Linked DNA regions of Homo sapiens: region 1 is linked to region 2. Evidence: read pairs that join two places in POLR2A ChIA-PET (ENCODE). Cell type or tissue: OCI-LY7. All regions are shown on one strand. Each heading gives the region's core, and the rest is flanking DNA. Links, peaks and the distances in the headings are about the cores only. Region 1 has its middle 39 kb from the start of OCM2. Region 2 overlaps LMTK2 (lemur tyrosine kinase 2).

What was found. Peaks named below come from ENCODE experiments on the same cell type or tissue, not always from the same donor. Only the 100,000 strongest peaks of a DNase experiment are listed, where the experiment ranks them.
Region 1: POLR2A ChIA-PET joins it to region 2 with 6 read pairs; 4 of 35 experiments call an interaction of 5 or more read pairs at or near these places.

Annotation. Positions count from the first base shown.
Region 1 is chr7:98,024,917-98,033,247 of GRCh38, forward strand. No RefSeq gene overlaps it. Among named protein-coding and RNA genes, the nearest start is that of OCM2, 39 kb to the left of the region's middle. In OCI-LY7, for the core only: no CTCF peak of the experiment used is centred there; no DNase peak of the experiment used is centred there.
Region 2 is chr7:98,129,105-98,137,435 of GRCh38, forward strand. It overlaps LMTK2 (lemur tyrosine kinase 2), which reads left to right. Exons shown (of 14, transcript NM_014916.4): 2 at 8,211-8,331. Among named protein-coding and RNA genes, the nearest start is that of LMTK2, 26 kb to the left of the region's middle. RefSeq lists enhancers at 3,287-3,787, 4,347-4,396. In OCI-LY7, for the core only: a CTCF peak has its summit at 8,217 (motif pointing left); a DNase peak (open chromatin) is centred at 4,247.

The sequences.
Region 1 (8,331 bases), core at 40-8,039, 100 kb before region 2:
GTGATCCACACGCCTCGGCCTCACAAAGTGCTGGGATTACAGGTGTGAGCCACTGTGCCCAACCGCCAAACTCGATCTCTATCTCTCTCTCTCTCAGAGTCTCTCTCTGTCACACACACACAAACACACACACACGCACATACACACAGAGATACCCATGATATACACACAACCCTCATTTTTCACCATTTGGAAGTTCGATGTCCAATTGAGAGCAGTGACTCCCCTTGCCAATTCCAGGAAATAAAACTAAGCACAGATTGCCAGCTCACTGCGTGTCCGTGGCCTCATGTCTTTTTGGGAAGTGGCCTCTGTCTCTGGAGCAGGGAGAGCATACAAAGTGTTTCACTTCACTGGGCATTGTGGCTCATGCCTGTAATCCCAGCACTTTGGGAGGCCAAGGTGGGCAGATCACGAGGTCCGGAGATCGAGACCATCCTGGCTAACACGGTGAAACCCCGTTTCTACTAAAAATACAAAAAGCTGGGCGTGGAGGCGGGCGCCTGTAGTCCCAGCTACTCGGGAGGCTGAGGCAGGAGAATGGCGTGAACCCAGGAGGCAGAGCTTCCAGTGAGCCGAGATCTTGCCACTGCACTCCAGCCTGGGCAACACAGCAAGACTCTGTCTCAAAAAAAAAAAAAAAATCAGCCAGGTGTTGTGGTACGTGTCTGCAGTCCCAGCTGCTTGGGAGGCTGAGGTGGGAGAATCGCTTGAACCTGGGAGGCAGAGGTTGCAGTGAGCTGAGATTGCACCACTGTACTCCAGCCTGGGCAACACAGCAAGACTCTGTCTCAAAAAAATAAATACATAAATAAAAATGCTTAAACATTTGAGAAGAATCAAGCCCGGAAGGGACCATAAGGACTCCCCACACAGGAGGACGCGTGCCTCAGGGCACTCGGGAATCAGTACTGTAGTGACATCTAAATCTGTACTCAGGAAGCAAGTCAGTCCTAACACCAGAGCAGCTTCAGATTAAAAAATACAAATCAACTGGACGCAGTGGCTCACATTTGTAATCCCAGCACTTTGGGAGGAAGAGGCAAGAGGGTTGCTTGAACCCAGGAGTTTAACACCAGCCTGGGCATCATAGTGAGCGTTCATCTCTCCAAAAAAAAAAAAAAGAGCCAAGTGCGGTCCCAGTCACTCAGGGGGCTGAAGTGGGAGGGTCACTTGTGCCCAGAAGTTGGAGACTGTAGAGAGCTATGATTGCGCCACTACACTCCAGCCTGGGCGACCGAGCAAGACCCTGTCTCTAAAAAAATAAGAAAGAATAGTCTGGGTGCAGTGGCTCACACCTGTAACCCCAGCATTTTGGGAGGCCAAGGTGGGCAGATCACAAGGTCAGGAGTTCGAGACCAGCCTGGCCAATATGGTGAAACCCCGTCTCTACTAAAAATATAAAAAAATTAGCCAGGCGTGGTGTCGGGCACCTGTAGTCCCAGCTACTCAGGAGGCTGAGGCAGGAGAATCGCTGGAACCCGGGAGGCAGAAGTTGCAGTGAACTGAAATCGCGCCACTGCACTCCAGCCTGGGTGACAGAGTGAGACTCCATCTCTAAATAAATAAATAAATAAATAAATAAATAAATAAATAAATAAACTGAGTCTCAGAGGGATTAGATTGCCTGCCCTGGGCCACAGAACTAGCTGTAATCATGGTCCCGAGTCTTTGTGTTGGGAGAAATATTAGTTTGGAAGCTCAGTTTCCTCCTCTGCCCCCCAGGTGGACCTGACCTGACTCATGTGTGCAAATGAAGGCATCTCCCTGCGTGCCCACATTTGTCGAGCCCTTTCTTTCCTTCCCCCTTCCTTTTAAAGATGTCTTGTCTTGGGCTGGGCGCAGTGGCTCACGCCTGTAATCTCAGCACTTTGGGAGGCTGAGGCGGGCGGATCACTTGAGGTCAGGAGTTCGAGACCAGCCTGGCCAAAAGGGTGAAACCCCGTTTCTACTAACAATACAAAAATTAGCCGGGCATATGGTGGTGCATGCCTGTAATTTCAGCTACTCAGGACGCTGAGACGGAAGAATCGCTTGAACCCGGGAGGTGGAGATTGCAGTGAGCTGAGATCACGCCACTGCACCCCAGCCTGGGCAACAGAGCAAGACTCTGTCTCAAAAAAAAAAAAAAACATTTTTGAGGAAAGGCAGAAGCATTGGAAGAAATTATAAGAAAACATAAAAATAATTATCCATAATTCCTTCAACTAGGTAAAACCACTATAAATGTTTGCCTAGCGCCTTCCAGTGTTTTTCTGTACACACACAAATATGCACAGACCAAAAACTATATACTTTTAAAAATGTAAAGACTTTATTTGCCAGGTAGGGTTTTAGAAAGTTGAAACTAATTCATTCTCTAACCGTGTATGAGAGTATGTTCCTCCTGCACCTTCATCAAATATTCGTGTTCCTTTTGTTAAATTATGCATATGTTTTCCTAGTGCAGTTTCCCTTTTCTTGCATTAAGTGGCAGTTCTCTAATACTTTTTTTTTTTTTTTTTTAGAGACAGGGTCTTGCTATGTCACCCAGGCTGAAGTGCAGTGGTGCGATCATAGCCATTGCAGCCTTGAACTCCCAGGCTCAAGGGATCCTCTAGCGGCAGTGTCCCAAGTAGCTGGGACTACAAGTGCGTGTCACCATGCCTGGCTTCCTGATACTTTTTCTGCTTTCCTGCCCCAGATTTGCAATCCAGGCAGAAAGAAAATCTCCACTGGATCCCACGGACAAAGACGCCCCATCTTGGGGAGCTGGAGTCATGAATGTCAGTGTGCACACACACACACACACACACACGGAAAGAGAGAGAGAGAGAAAGCAAGAAAGAGAGAAGTAAGGAAGAAGGAGAGAGAAAGAAAGAAGAGAAAGGAAAGAGAAAGAGACAAAAGAAAAGGAAAGAGAAAGGAAGAAAGAAAAGAAAAAAAGGAAAGGGGGCAGAAGGAAGGAAGAAGGGGAAAGAAGAAAGAAAGGAAAAGAAAGAAAGAAAAGAGAAAGAGAGAAAGGAAGAAAGGAAGGAAAGAAGGAAGGAAGGAAGGAAAGAAGGAAGGCAGGCAGGCAGGCAGGCATGCAGTCCAGCCAGGCGCGGTGGCTCACGCCTGTAATCCCAGCATTTTGGGAGGCAGAGGCGGGTGGATCACAAGGTCAGGAGATCGAGACCATCCTGGCTAACACGGTGAAACCCCGTCTCTACTAAAAATACAAAAAATTAGCCAGGTGCGGTGGCGGGCACCTGTAGTCCCAGCTACTAGGGAGGCTGAGGCAGGAGAATGGTGTGAACCCGGGAGGCAGAGCTTGCGGTGAGCCGAGATCGCACCACTGCACTCCAGCCTGGGTGACAGAGCAAGACTCCGTCTCAAAAAAAAAAAAAAAAAAGGAATGAAAGGAGGGAAGGAGGGAAGGAGGGAGGGAGGGAGGGAGGCAGGCATCCTCTTGTGGACTGTTTTTTTACTTTGTTGGTTTTCTCCACCGGAATACTACATTGTGAGTTGCCACAGTTACTCACCTTTGGCTCTGCCTCAGTGGCGACCCATGGAGTGATGTTCCAAATGCCTACTCTGCAAACAGTCCTGATTGTGCAGTGAGCAGCACTACAACTACATCAATGTAGTTGATTGATGGATGTCATTTAAAGACAGAAATGTGTGCAGAGGTGAGTGCAGAAGGGTGAAGGGGACTTCCAGGCACAAAACCTTGAGATCCATCCTAATCCTTCACCAACGACTCGAATTTTTTTTTTTTTATTTTTGTGGGTACATAGTAGGTGTATATATTTATGGGGCACATAAGACATTTTGATACAGGCATGCAATGTATAATAATCACATCGGGGGGCCGGGCGCAGTGGCTCACACCTGTAATCCCAGCACTTTGGGAGGCCGAGGCGGGTGGGTCAGGAAGTCAGGAGTTCGAGACCAGCCTGACCAACATGGTGAAACCCCGTCTCTACTAAAAATACAAAAATAAGCCGGGTGTGGTGGCCCATGCCTGTAATCCCAGCTACTCGGGAGGCTGAGGCATGAGAATTGCTTGAACCCGGGAGGCAGAAGTTGCAGTGAGCTGAGATAGTGACACTGCACTCCAGCCTGGCCAACAGAGCAAGACTCCGTCTCAAAAAAAATCATATCAGGATAAATGGGGTATCCATCTCCTCAAGCGCTTATCCTTTGTGTTACAAACAATCCAGTTATACTCTTTTAGTTATTTTAAAATGCACAATTCCTATTGACTGTAGTCACCCTGTGGTACTATCAAATACAAGGTCTTATTCATTTTTTCTAACTATTTTTTGCACCCATTAACCATCCCCTCTTTCACCCGCCCCTGCCACCTACCCTTCCCAGCCTCTGGTAACCATCCTTCTATTCTCTATCTCCATGAGTTCAATTATTTTATTTTGTTTTAATTAATTAATTAATTTCTTAGATGGAGTCTTGCTCTGTCGCCCAGGCTGCAGTCCAGTGGCACGATCTCGGCTCACTGCATCGTTCACCTCCCAGGCTCAGGCCATTCTCCTGCCTCAGCCTCCCAAGTAGCTGGGATTACAGGCGCGTGCTACCATGCTCGGCTAATTTTTGTATTTTTAGGAGAGACAGGGCTTCACCATGTTGGCCAGGCTGGTATTGAACTCCTGACCTCAAGTAATACACCTGCTTCAGCCTCCCAAAGTGCTGGGATTACAGGCGTGAGCCAGCGCGTCTGGCCTGAGTTCAATTATTTTTAATTTTTAGCTCCCATGAATAAGGAAGAACATGCAAAGTGTGTCTTCCTGTGCCTGGGTTATTTCACTTAACAGAAAGAACTTTGCTTCCATCCATGTTGTTGCAAATGACAGAATCTCATTCTTTTTATGGCTGAATAGTACTCCATTGTGTATAAATACCGCATTTTCTTTATCCGTTCATCTGTCAATGGACACTTAAGTTGCTTCCAAATCTTGGCTACTGTGAACAGTGGTGCAATAAACATGAAATGCAGAGATCTCTTTCATAGACTGATTTCCTTTCTTTTGGGGATAAATCTAGCAGTGGGATTGCTGGATCGTGTCATAGCTGTATTTTTAGTTTTTTGAGGAACCTCCAAACTGTTCTCTATAGTTGATGTACTAATTTACATTCCTACCAAGAGTGTATGAGGGTTCCCCCTTTTCCACAACCTTGCCAGCATTTGTTATTGCCTGTGTTTTGGATAGAGCTGGAATTTTTTTTTTTTTTTTTGAGGTGGAGTTTCGCTCTGTCGCCCAGACTGGAGTGCAGTGACACGATCTCGGCTCACTGCAACCTCTACCTCCTGGGTTCAAGCGATTGTCATGCCTCAGCCTCCTGAGTAGATGGGATTACAGGCATGTGCCACCACGCCCGGCTAATTTTTGTATTTTAGTAGAGATGGGGTTTCACAATTTTGGTCAGGCTGGTCTCGAACTACTGACTTTGTGATCCGCCTGCCTTGGCCTCCCAAAGTGCTGGGATTACAGGTGTAAGTTACCACACCTGGCTGGGAATTTTTTTTTTTTTTCTAAGACAGAGTCTCGCTCTGTCGCCCAGGCTGGAGTGCAGTGGCACCATCTCGGCTCACTGCAAGCTCTGCCTCCCGGGTTCACGCCATTCTCCTGCCTCAGCCTCCTGAGTAGCTGGGACTACAGGCGCCCGCCACCACGCCCTGCTAATTTTTTGTATTTTTAGTACAGACAGGGTTTCACCGTGTTAGCCAGGATGGTCTCGATCTCCTGACCTCGTGATTTGCCCACTTCGGCCTCCCAAAGTGCTGTGATTACAGGCATGAGCCACCACGCCTGGCTGGGGTTTTTTTTTTTTTTTAATAGGATAGATTATGTACATTTATTCAGGAAGATATAATATCAAATATCCTCTTCCATTGAAGTAAAAGTATCTATGTCTAGAACAGTCATCACAAACAGGCTTTTTAAAAAAAAAAAAAAAAAGAAAAGAAAGAAAGAAAGAAACAGGGACTCACTATGTTGTCCAGGCTGGTCTCAAACTCCTGGACTCAAGTTGTCTTCCCACCTCAGCCTCCCAAAATGTTGAGATTACAGGCGTGAGCCACAACACCTGGCATAAACAGGCTTTTTAAAATTTATACAGTATCTCTAGGCACAATTGAATGCTAATAGCAAACCAAAGCAACCCTTCAGATTTACAAGCCTAGCCACAAATAGCAAAGAAGTGCTCTCAATATCCACCCCCCAGCCTATAAACTTGCTGTAATTCACAAAGAGAATCTGATGAAAGATGTCTACATTAATAACAATAATATCTAGAATTTATTGAGTGCTTCACTGCATGTCAGATACTGGGCATCTATTGCATGGAACAGCTTCTATTTTTATCTATTTTATGAATGGACTCTCTGAAGCTCAATGGCTATTAAAGAGGAGTTAAATGGCTATTCGGTGTCCTGGGGTTGGTAAGTGGCTGAGAAGAGGCTGAGCCTGGGCAGTGTGAGCCCCGGGCCTGTGCTTTTAACCACGTCCCTGTGCTGTCTATTGAGGTGACCCATTCCCTGGTATCCTGTGGTCTTTGCACCAGGGAGGAGGACCTGGGAGTCTGGAAGCCCCACTGTGGGCCTGGATAGGCTTACCTGCCTTCTCAGCCTCAGTTTCCTCATCTGAAAGGAGGGTGGGTCAGAGTGACCTTAGAACATATTGGCCCTGACACCCCCTAGGACCCTCCAATTTTTTGCTTTTTTTTTTTTTTTTAGATATGGGGGTCTGGCTATATTGCCCAGGATGGTCTCGACCTCTTGGCCTCAAGCAATCCTCCTGCCTCGGCCTCCCAAAGTGCTGGGATTACAGGAATGAGCCACTGCGTCCAGCCAACCCTCCACATTTTGGGGTGAGAGCCAACCCCTCACTTTGCAGCTGAGTAGCCTTGATACACTTCGGGGAGACAATAGGGGTCATGGCCATGGCTGGGATGAAATGTAACTAAGGAAGAGTGAGTCTCTGCCCTGGAGTCCCCAGTCTGCCTCTGGTGACACTTAAAACTCAAACCAGGCTGGGCGTGGTGGCTCACACCTGTAATCCCAGCACTTTGGGAGGCTGAGGTGGGCGGATCACCTGAGGTCAGGAGTTCGAGACCAGCCTGGCCAACATGGTGAAACCTTGTCTCTACTAAAAATACAAAAATTAGCTGGGTGTGGTGGCATGCACCCGTAATCCCAGCTACTCAGGAGGCTGAGGCAGGAGAATTGCTTGAACCTGGGAGGTGGAGATTACAGTGAGCCAAGATCGTGCTACTGCACTCCAGGCTGGGCAACAGGGCGAGACTCTGTCTCAAAAAAAAAAAAAAAAAAAAAAAAACCCAAAACACCAAAAACCCAAACCAAGCTGGAGAGGCATCCTTGGAGTCTGGGGATGAGCGAGGCATCCTTAGAAATAGGCCAGGGAAGGAGGGAAGGAAGCCCCACAGTCACAGTGAGGGCCGATTCCTTTGCCAGCCTGTGTGTCCATGCACTGGACCTGGGGACAGGAAATATAATCTTGGCCACACACCAGGTGCTGACTTGCACTGCTGCCCTGCCCGGGAGGCCCCCCAAGCCTAAATCAAGCCCAACACCCAGTCTGGAATTGGACCTTATGGAAGGCAAAGGCATTCTCGGTTTAATCAAGAAAAGTGGATACCTGGACCTCACTGCCACCTCATTGAGCTAATGCTTTAAAAACAGGAGTGAGGTTCACCACCAGCCCTTGGGGAGGATTGGGAAAAGGCTTCTTGCCTCATCATTACGGCTCCTTTCAAATGAAGCTTGGGATATTCACCCCGGGAAGGAGTCGTGCCTGGAAATAGGAGGAGTGCCTCAGACAGCAGGTCTCAGGGTCAATGGGGGGCCCTTCTGTGGAACCCAGAAAGAATGCATCTGGCCGGGCATGGTGGCTCATGCCTGTAATTTCAGCACTTTGTGAGGCCGAGGCAGGTGGATCCCTTGAGGCCAGGAGTTCAAGACCAGCCTGGGTAACATGGTGAAACCCCATGTCTACTAAAAATACAAAAATTAGCTGGGCGTGGTGGTGTGCACCTGTAATCCTGGCTTCTTGGGAGGTTGTGGCATGAGAATCGCTTGAACCAGGGAGGTGGAGGTTGCAGTGAGCCAAGATCATGCCACTGCACTCCAGCCTGGGTGACAGAGTGAGACCCTGTCTTGGAAAAAAAAAAAAAAGAATGCTTCTAAAGCATCTAATCAACAGGTCAGAGAACTTACAGAGAACCCTCATTTGTGATGTTTCACATTTTGTTAAAAATTTTTTAATCGATTATATATTTTTCTGAGATGGGGTCTTGCCATGTTGCCTAGTATGGCCTCAAACTCCTGGGCTC
Region 2 (8,331 bases), core at 293-8,292:
CTGTGTCACCCAGGCTGTCACCCAGGCTGTAGTGCAGTGGCACGATCGCACACCACTGCAGCCTTAACATCCTGGGCTCAAGCCATCCTCCCACCTCAGCCTCTCGAGTAGCTGGGACTACAGGCTCATGCCACCACGCCCGGCTAAGTTTTTGTATTTTTTTGTAGAGACCCAGGCTGGTTTTGAACTCCTGAGCTCAAGCACTGGGATTACAGGCATGAGCCGCCGTACCTGGCCCATAAGTTTATTCAGTTTTGTTTTGTTTTGTTTTGTTTTGTTTTGTTTTGTTTTGTGATAGGGTCTTACTTTGTTGTCCAGGCTGGAGTGCAGTGGTGTGATCGTAGCTTACTTCAGCCTTGACCTCCTGTGCTCAGGTGAGCCTCCCAAGTAGCTGGGACTACAGGTGTGTGTCACCGTACCTGGCTGATTTTTCACACTTTTTGTAGAGATGATGTCTCACTATGTTGCCCATGCTGGTCTTGAACTCCTGGGCTCAAGTGATCCTCCTACCTCAGCCTCCCAAAGCACTGGGATTACAGGCGTGAGCCACTGTGCCTAGCTCGTAAGTTTATTCTGTGATCCGGTAGGTTGGTTATGGTTTCTTTCTGTTGTTGTTGTTTTTCCTGTTTCGTTCCCTTGCTTGCTTATTTTCCCTCGCTTGCTCATGCCCCTTCATCGCTCTCTAACTTTTTTCCCTTTTTCTTACCCCGACTTCTACCTGAATGCTAGGCGCTGGGCTAGGCTCTGGGGAGTCATTGGTGGATTATACAAGCCTGGCCCGTGACCCCATTCAGCTTGCAGCCTAGTGGGGAAGGCATATGGGCATTTGCAACATGGAGTGACAGATTCCATGGGCCGATGCACGGTAATTGGGGGTGCACAGGCAGGGACTCCAACCGCGGGCCTCAAGGATGGTTTCTGAGTTGAGCTCTGATGGGCAGGGATGAATGAATGGTGGGGGCAGGGGAGCATGTCATGTTAGCGTCTCTGGGTGGTGGAAGATATGAGAATGAATTGGCAGAAGATCCATCTGGAAGGATGGAGAGAGGGTCATCATAGCTCATAGTAGAGAGCTGGCGGGGAGTGATGGAGTCGGGGCTGGGAGGTCAGAAGTAGCCAGGCAACGTTGGATGCTGAAGCCTTATGAAGGAATTTTGCCATTAGGTTAAAGATGGCGAGAAGCTGGGGGTACAAAATTCATCAAATAGGAAAGGATATAGCACCTTTGTGCTATACCAACAAATAGGAAAGGATATAGCACACTCTGTCCCCCAGCCACTCTGTTTCTGTCCTTGCAGGTAGCTGCTGTTATATGTGCACCTACTGGTCTTTGGCTCTTCTTTGTTTTTCCTTGTTTTCATTTAAGCATCTGTCCTAGAGATGGGTTGGATGGTGTTCCCCCTAAATTCATACGTGGAAACCCTAACCCCAGTGCCTCAGAATGGGACCTTATTTGGAGAGAGGGTCTTTACGGGGATGATCAAGTGAAAATGCGGTCATGAGGGTGGGCCTAATCCAGTGTGACTGCTGTCCTTATATATAGGAAGAGGAAATTTGGACACAGACACACGTAGAGGGGAGATGATGGGAAGAGACTTAGGGAAAAGGCAGCCAGCTGCCAGAAGCAAGGAGAGGCCTAGAACAAACCCTGCCACCACAGCCCTCAGAAGGAGCCCATCCTGCTGCCACCTTGATCTTGGACTTGGAGCTTCCAAAACTAGAGAATAAATTTTGGTTATTTGAGTCACCCAGTTTGTGATACTTGATTATGACAGCCCTAGCACGTTAATGGCCATATCAAGAGTAGGCAAGAATATGGATTATAAATTATGATATCTGCTTTCTTCCATTTAAACTTTTAAATTCATTTAATAAATGAAAGCTTCAAGCATGCAAGACATAGATACTGTAATGAATTCCCACACAGCTTCCACCCAGCCTGAATTAGCTGCAGCCCATCTTTCTTCATGCTGCCCCCGTCCACTTTCTCCACGCCCTCGTGCTGTTTGGAAGCAAATTCCAGACATCATTAAGTAGGTCACTATCTCCAAAAGATAAGGACTACATTTAAAAACAAGCACATGACCATTATCACTCCAAGGAGAAATGAATTACATTTTCTTAATATGGTCAGTTAGTGTTCAGATTTCCAATAGCCTGAAATGTCATAGTTTTTAAAATAGGTTGAATCATGATTCAAATAACATCCATATGTTGGAATTGGTGGGTAGGTCGTTTAAGTCTTTTAATGTTTGCCACTCTCCCTCTCTTCATCTCTTTCTTTTTTACATTTTCCTAGGCTTTTCTCCCCAAGTGTTTTTCACAGCCTGTGTTTTGCTGATTACATTCTTGTGGTGGTATTTCACATGTCTCGCTATTCATAATGTTTCCTATACATTGACATTTGGATCTAGGTGGTTGATTAGATTCAGGTTTGATATTGTTTTTGTTTGCTTGTTTTGGGCAGTACTGTTGCATAGGTGGTGATGTGTTTTTCTGTCAGGAGATAATGTCTGTCTTTCTGTGTTATCAGCTATTGATATAAATTTCATGTGTCATAAAATGTTATTTTGGATTAAAAATACGATTTAAAAACGTGAATTCTTAATTATTCTTAGCTTTCAGGCCATACCAAAACAAAAACTGTGGGCAGGATTTCACCCAGTGGCCACAGTTTCCTGATCCCTATTACCCGAAGAGAGCAGCTGCTTAGACCACAGGGGTACCAAAGTTCAATGTTACAAAACTGTGATACATTGTTTTCTAAGGTAGTTGTGACACCAGCAGTGAATAAGCAGCTCTACTTCCTGAACCGAGGTCTTTACATTAGCAGTTCACTTTAAAAGAAACCAGGGCTCTTTGGGGAAATGATTGATAGGAGGTTTGAAACAGAAACTATAAAAGATGAGCCTGGAACAACCCAGGGAACAAGAACTCCACCCAGGCCTGCCGGGACCCTGTGGGAGGGCTTGGGAGCAAACCGCTTTAGAGGCCCTGCTTGCCAAAGACAGGACAATGGGAGTGTCAATCAGAACAACCACAACGGATGGAAGCCTGTGGGTGCTTTAAATCCATTAGCTCATGATGATACCACAAAACAGTGACAGCAGCTCTCTGAACTGGTCACTGCCAGAGGATGCTAGTGAACCAACTTTTTTTTTTTTGAGACGGAGTCTCACTCTGTCGCCCAGGCTGGAGTGCAGTGGCGCAATTTTGGCTCACTGCAACCTCTGCCTCCTGGGTTCAAGCAATTCCCCTGCCTCAGCCTCCCGAGTAGCTGGGACCACAGGCGCGCGGCACCACGCCTGGCTAATTTTTTGTATTTTAGTAGAGACGGGATTTCACCATGTTGGTCAGGATGGTCTCAATCTCCTGACCTTGCGGTCCCCCGACCTTGGCCTCCCAAAGTGCTGAGATTACAGGCGTGAGCCACCGCACCCAACCACCAACTCATTTTTTAAAAACTGGCAAAGAGAAAGATTGAAGTATCTAGTCTGCCTTTTCCTTATGACTTGAACCACTGGGTAACCAAATAGTAAATGTGAGGAAATTTCTCTTTATAAAAGCATATCCACTAGTGACTGAACAAGGAATGACAACATTAGGATATCCAGCATTTTGTAATCCCTAATGGATCTAAATATTGATCATCATTTCTTTTTATCTGTGGCCTTTAATTTTTTTTTTAATTGAATCCCAAAATGGCTTCACAGACAACTCTTTAGTTAATTACATATGGGTCCAGTTTCATCTGAGGTTCTAGAGATCGTGAATCAGATAATTGGGCTGGAGTTATAATGGTTGAATTAATAGGTGGTATTCCTGGCTTACCTTGAGTCATTACTGAGAAATTGCATTCTCCAAATTACCTGTCTCTAAAACAGATAATATGTACCTACCTCTTAGAGTTTCTCAAGTTTTCTGCTTATTGAATCAAGTTCTAGGTAGCTATTAAAATGCTTTGAAAACTATTAAATGAAAACTCACAGAATGTGCTGTAGACATGCCGGGTGTTTTTTAATCAGTGTCTTGGGGAAAGCATACGTATTCCGCCAGACCTCATGTGGTGCTTGCTCTCAATTTGTGATGGGAAAAGCTGCCTAAATGTATGGTGATGCCTGTTCTTGATGTTGTTTGGTAGATGACTGGCTCGACGTATGCCCTTCTCAGTGCTGTAGGCTGCATGTTAAAGCTGCCTTTCTTTATCAGGTTCTAACAGCTGCAGTCAGGAACTGTGTCAGGGACTGGTTTCTAGTTTGACCACGGCGGTATAGGGATTTTATTTGTGGTTCCTCAAGTCTAGAATTTACTTCCTCTCTGTGGTTTCTGCAAACCCATCTCACCTTCCAGCCTATGTTTGATTTCCTCATTTTATGGAAGTTTTTTTTTTTCATTGCTAAATAGAGTTTTTTTTTATAGCACAGTGCTTTTGGATTCATCAAAAGAAAAATACTTTAAAGTTTTAAAAAGGGGTAACTAAAAATGTCTACTTGAAGCTACCTAGTCAATTTCTGAGGCAGTAGTTTTAATGGGACTGTTAGATACTGAGGTTGAGTAAGTGTGGTTCACACTGAGGAAATCTAAGGGAGAGTAGGTGCCCTGCAGACCCTAGCAGAAGTAAGTGTAGCAGAGAGCTAGGGCAAAGCGTGGCATAGTTCATTGGTCTTAACCTGGTTATACTCTTCATACCTATCTAGTGACTCACAGAGGACACTTTCATGAATCAGATAATTAGGCTGGCATTCATACAGTCCTTATCCAGTTCTGTAATAAATAAGTAGTTTGTGATGCTTAAAAAAACAAAACAAAAACTCTGGGTGCAAGAGAGGAAAAAGTAAGTCAAGATCAGCTATGTGGAGTTTGAGGAAGTATAAACTACCCTAATTAATGACAGACTTGGGTTCAAAGGACAGTGGGCTGTTTTTAAGTGTTAAAGGTTAACCACATAGAGGCAGAGCAGTGGGGTTTCAAGGAAAGCGAGGGAGCTTGCACCCAGCACACCTAAACTCAGTCTGGCCTGCCACTGTCCCACCTGGGTTCATGGGCATATCAGTTTCTTCATCTGTGACGTGGAGCTGGTCGTATTACCTCAGAGGTATTGTGACAGCCAAATGAAATAATGCTGTATTTTATCAAATGTCAGATGAGGTTGATGATAAGTCACACCCTTAGTTTTGTACCATTAAAAAGAAGAAATGCTGCCAGTTAAGCTAACTTGAAGTGTGAGATGCACCTGAAATTCAGAGATGCAGTGGACAAACTGTGTGTTATTTTTTCTTTTTATTCTCCCTTACAATCCAAATGCGTCTTTAAAAACAATCAATAAAAAACAGTGTACGTGAAAGCGCTTTGCTTTCCTCAGGAGTCAAATTTAATTTTTATTATGTGCATCGGGAGTGAAGCACAGTTCTTCAGAAATAATTCCAGCAGTCTGGCGCAGTGGCTCATGCCTGTAATCCCAGCGCTTTGGGAGGCTGAAGTGGGTGGCGCACTTGAGCACAGGAGTTCAAGACCAGCCTGGACAACATAGTGAGACTCCCATCTCTCAATAGAAAAAAAAAAAAAAGAAGAAGAAATTCCAGTGGGGAAGCACAGGCTTCTTGTCTGGATGAGTGAACAGCTCACTGCAAGGAGGAAGAGAAGAAAATCATCCTTCTTGGTCTTCATAAGAATTGGCTCTCAGTGCCTCAAGCTCCTCACTTAGTTTAGGTTTTCCAAATGGACACAAGTGTGTCTGTGGTTAGGGAGTTCTTGTTCTCATTGAAAGTTGACTTCCTCCAGATTGGTTTCAAGAGGAAGCACCGAGTTACCTCCTGTGTTAAATGTATGGGCTTTCCTCTGTTTTAGACTTTGTTGATTTAGAACTCGGAGATTCTCAACACCCCTTGGTTAACTGTATTATTCTTAAGCACAGACTGAGCCCGCATGTAACAATGGTGTTTCAGCATTGCTTTCACAAAGGGACCTTTTGTTATTGAAAAAGAACTTAGTTCTGTTTGCAGTTCATTTTAGACTTCCCTGATCTTCACTGAAGCTTATTTTAGATTCAAGAATGTGTTTTGCTCACCTAGGAGTTTGGGTTAGTTTTTCCTCTCTTCAAGTACCCTAGCTTCATTTAAGAAAAAAATAACCTCATTAATTTATCTCTCTGCCTTCCTTTTGGTGCATTTGAACACTTAATTAGCCATAGATGAGGATTTATTTTTATTTTTTATTTTTATTTTTTGAGACAGGGTCTTGCTCTGTCACCCAGACCGGAGTGCAGTGATGTGCTCACAGCTCACTGCAGCCTCCTCCTCCTGGGCTGAAGCCATCCTCCCACTCAGGCTCCTGAGTGGCTGGGACTTCAGGCACGTGTCACCACGCCCAGCTAACTTTTATTTTTATTGCTATTTTTTGTAGATATGGAGTCTCATTTTGTTGCCCAGGTTGGTCTCAAACTCCTGGGCTCAAGCGATCCTCCCACCTTGGCCTCCCAAAGTGCTGGGATTACAGGCATGCTCACTGTGCCTGCCATAGATGAGGATTTTAAGGAAAAGTTTATTTCTCAGTAAAACTCCAGTAGCTGAGACTTTAATAGTTTGCTCTAACAAAGAAAAGGTTCACAACTATCCTAGTTGAATAATATGTTTTCCGGATAATGAAGAACTTGCTAAAAATAAGATGTAAAAATCTTTATGCTCTAGATAGGGATGGGAAAAGGCCAGGCGGTAAAATATTTTAGGCATTGTGGCTCACAGGCAGTATCCTTGGCATATTCTTTTTTTTTTTTAAACAGCCCCTTAAAGATGTAGAAATCATTCTTTGCTGGAGAGTCAGGGGAGGCCCCCCACGCAACAGCAGGCCTCAGGCTGTAGTCTGCAGGCCGCCTCCCTCCCTGCTTATCATGACCAGAGCTCCTTGGAGCAATGGCTGGTTCTCAAGCAGAGTAGGGAAAATATGAGGAGCCTGGAGCTTCCTGTCGTGCCCGGAAGTAAGGAAGAGTTGGAGAAAAAGGGAAGGATGGGGCATGCCAAAAAGATCCAGTAGTCACCTTGGTAGAGCTCCCAGTGACAAGGCTGGAATCGTTGGAGCCACAAAATAAGTGATGATGACTTTGGATTACAGCCCGGAGAATAAATATCCGTGAGTCCATAAGTATATACATGACTGAATAAAATAAATAAGGGGAGGAGAGGGGACCAATCTTCCTTACAGAATTCCAAATAACAAATGTAGAAGAAATGAGGGAAATAGAAAATCACCTTCCAAACATCACAGTAGTAATTGCTGTAGGCAAGATGCCCTGACAGATGCAGAAAACTGGTGTGCAAGACCTGAAGGAGAAACAGGCAGTTGCATAGCCTCAAAGTTTCTTCCCCTGATATTACTAATTACTGGAGGGTTTTTAACCTGTGTCTACAGACTCTACTACTCCTCCCTCCAGGAAGTACAGCTTACGTCCGTTCCCTGTGGGCCAGCATTGCTTTCGAGGAATAGAGTATGAGAAGGGAAAGGTAGGCCTGCAGTGGGTTGGTGACGCCTGGTGGGAGCCACCTGGCCCATGGGATCAAAGTCACCTCACCAGGCATAGGTCATGCGCCCTGCTGTGCAAGCAGGACAGTTCACCCCACTGGAATTCTCTAACTCCTTCCCAGGTAGCCACAACCTTGGTCTAATCCTGAGAAGACATTGGGTGGCCCAGATTGAGAGACATTCCACAAAATAACTGACCAGCACTCTTCAAAAGTGTCAAGAGTTATGAAATGCGAGGAAAGACGAGAAGCTGTCAGAGACTGGAGGAGCTGAGGGGCATGTGGTGATTAAATGCAACGTTGGTAGTTTGGATTGAGTCTGAAAAGAAAAAAGGACTAAAGTGGAGAAAACAGTAAAATCCGAATAAAGCCTGAAGTTCACTTCATAGCCTTGTTACCAGTGTTACTGTCCTAGTTTTGATCAGCATACTGTGGTAATGTACGATGTTAGCATTAGTGGAAGCTGGGTGAAGGCTGTATATGAACTCTCTGTATTGTCTCTGTAACTCCTCTGTAAATCTAAATTATTTCAAAGAAACAGCAGCTTCTTATCCTGGATGGATCATCAGCTTTTTCTCGAGCATTATTTTATTAACCCTTACACCCATTTGTATGTAGAGGAAAATATATTGATTCACTAATTAAAGTTGATTTTGGAATGTACATGTTTTTAATATTATTTATCTCTCTTTCCAGGGGAGGCGCCACCTGCTGCAGAAGTTTCCTCATCTTTTGTGATCCTGTGTGTGTGCAGTTTAATAATATTAATAGTGTTAATTGCAAACTGTGTATCCTGCTGTAAGGACCCAGAAATAGA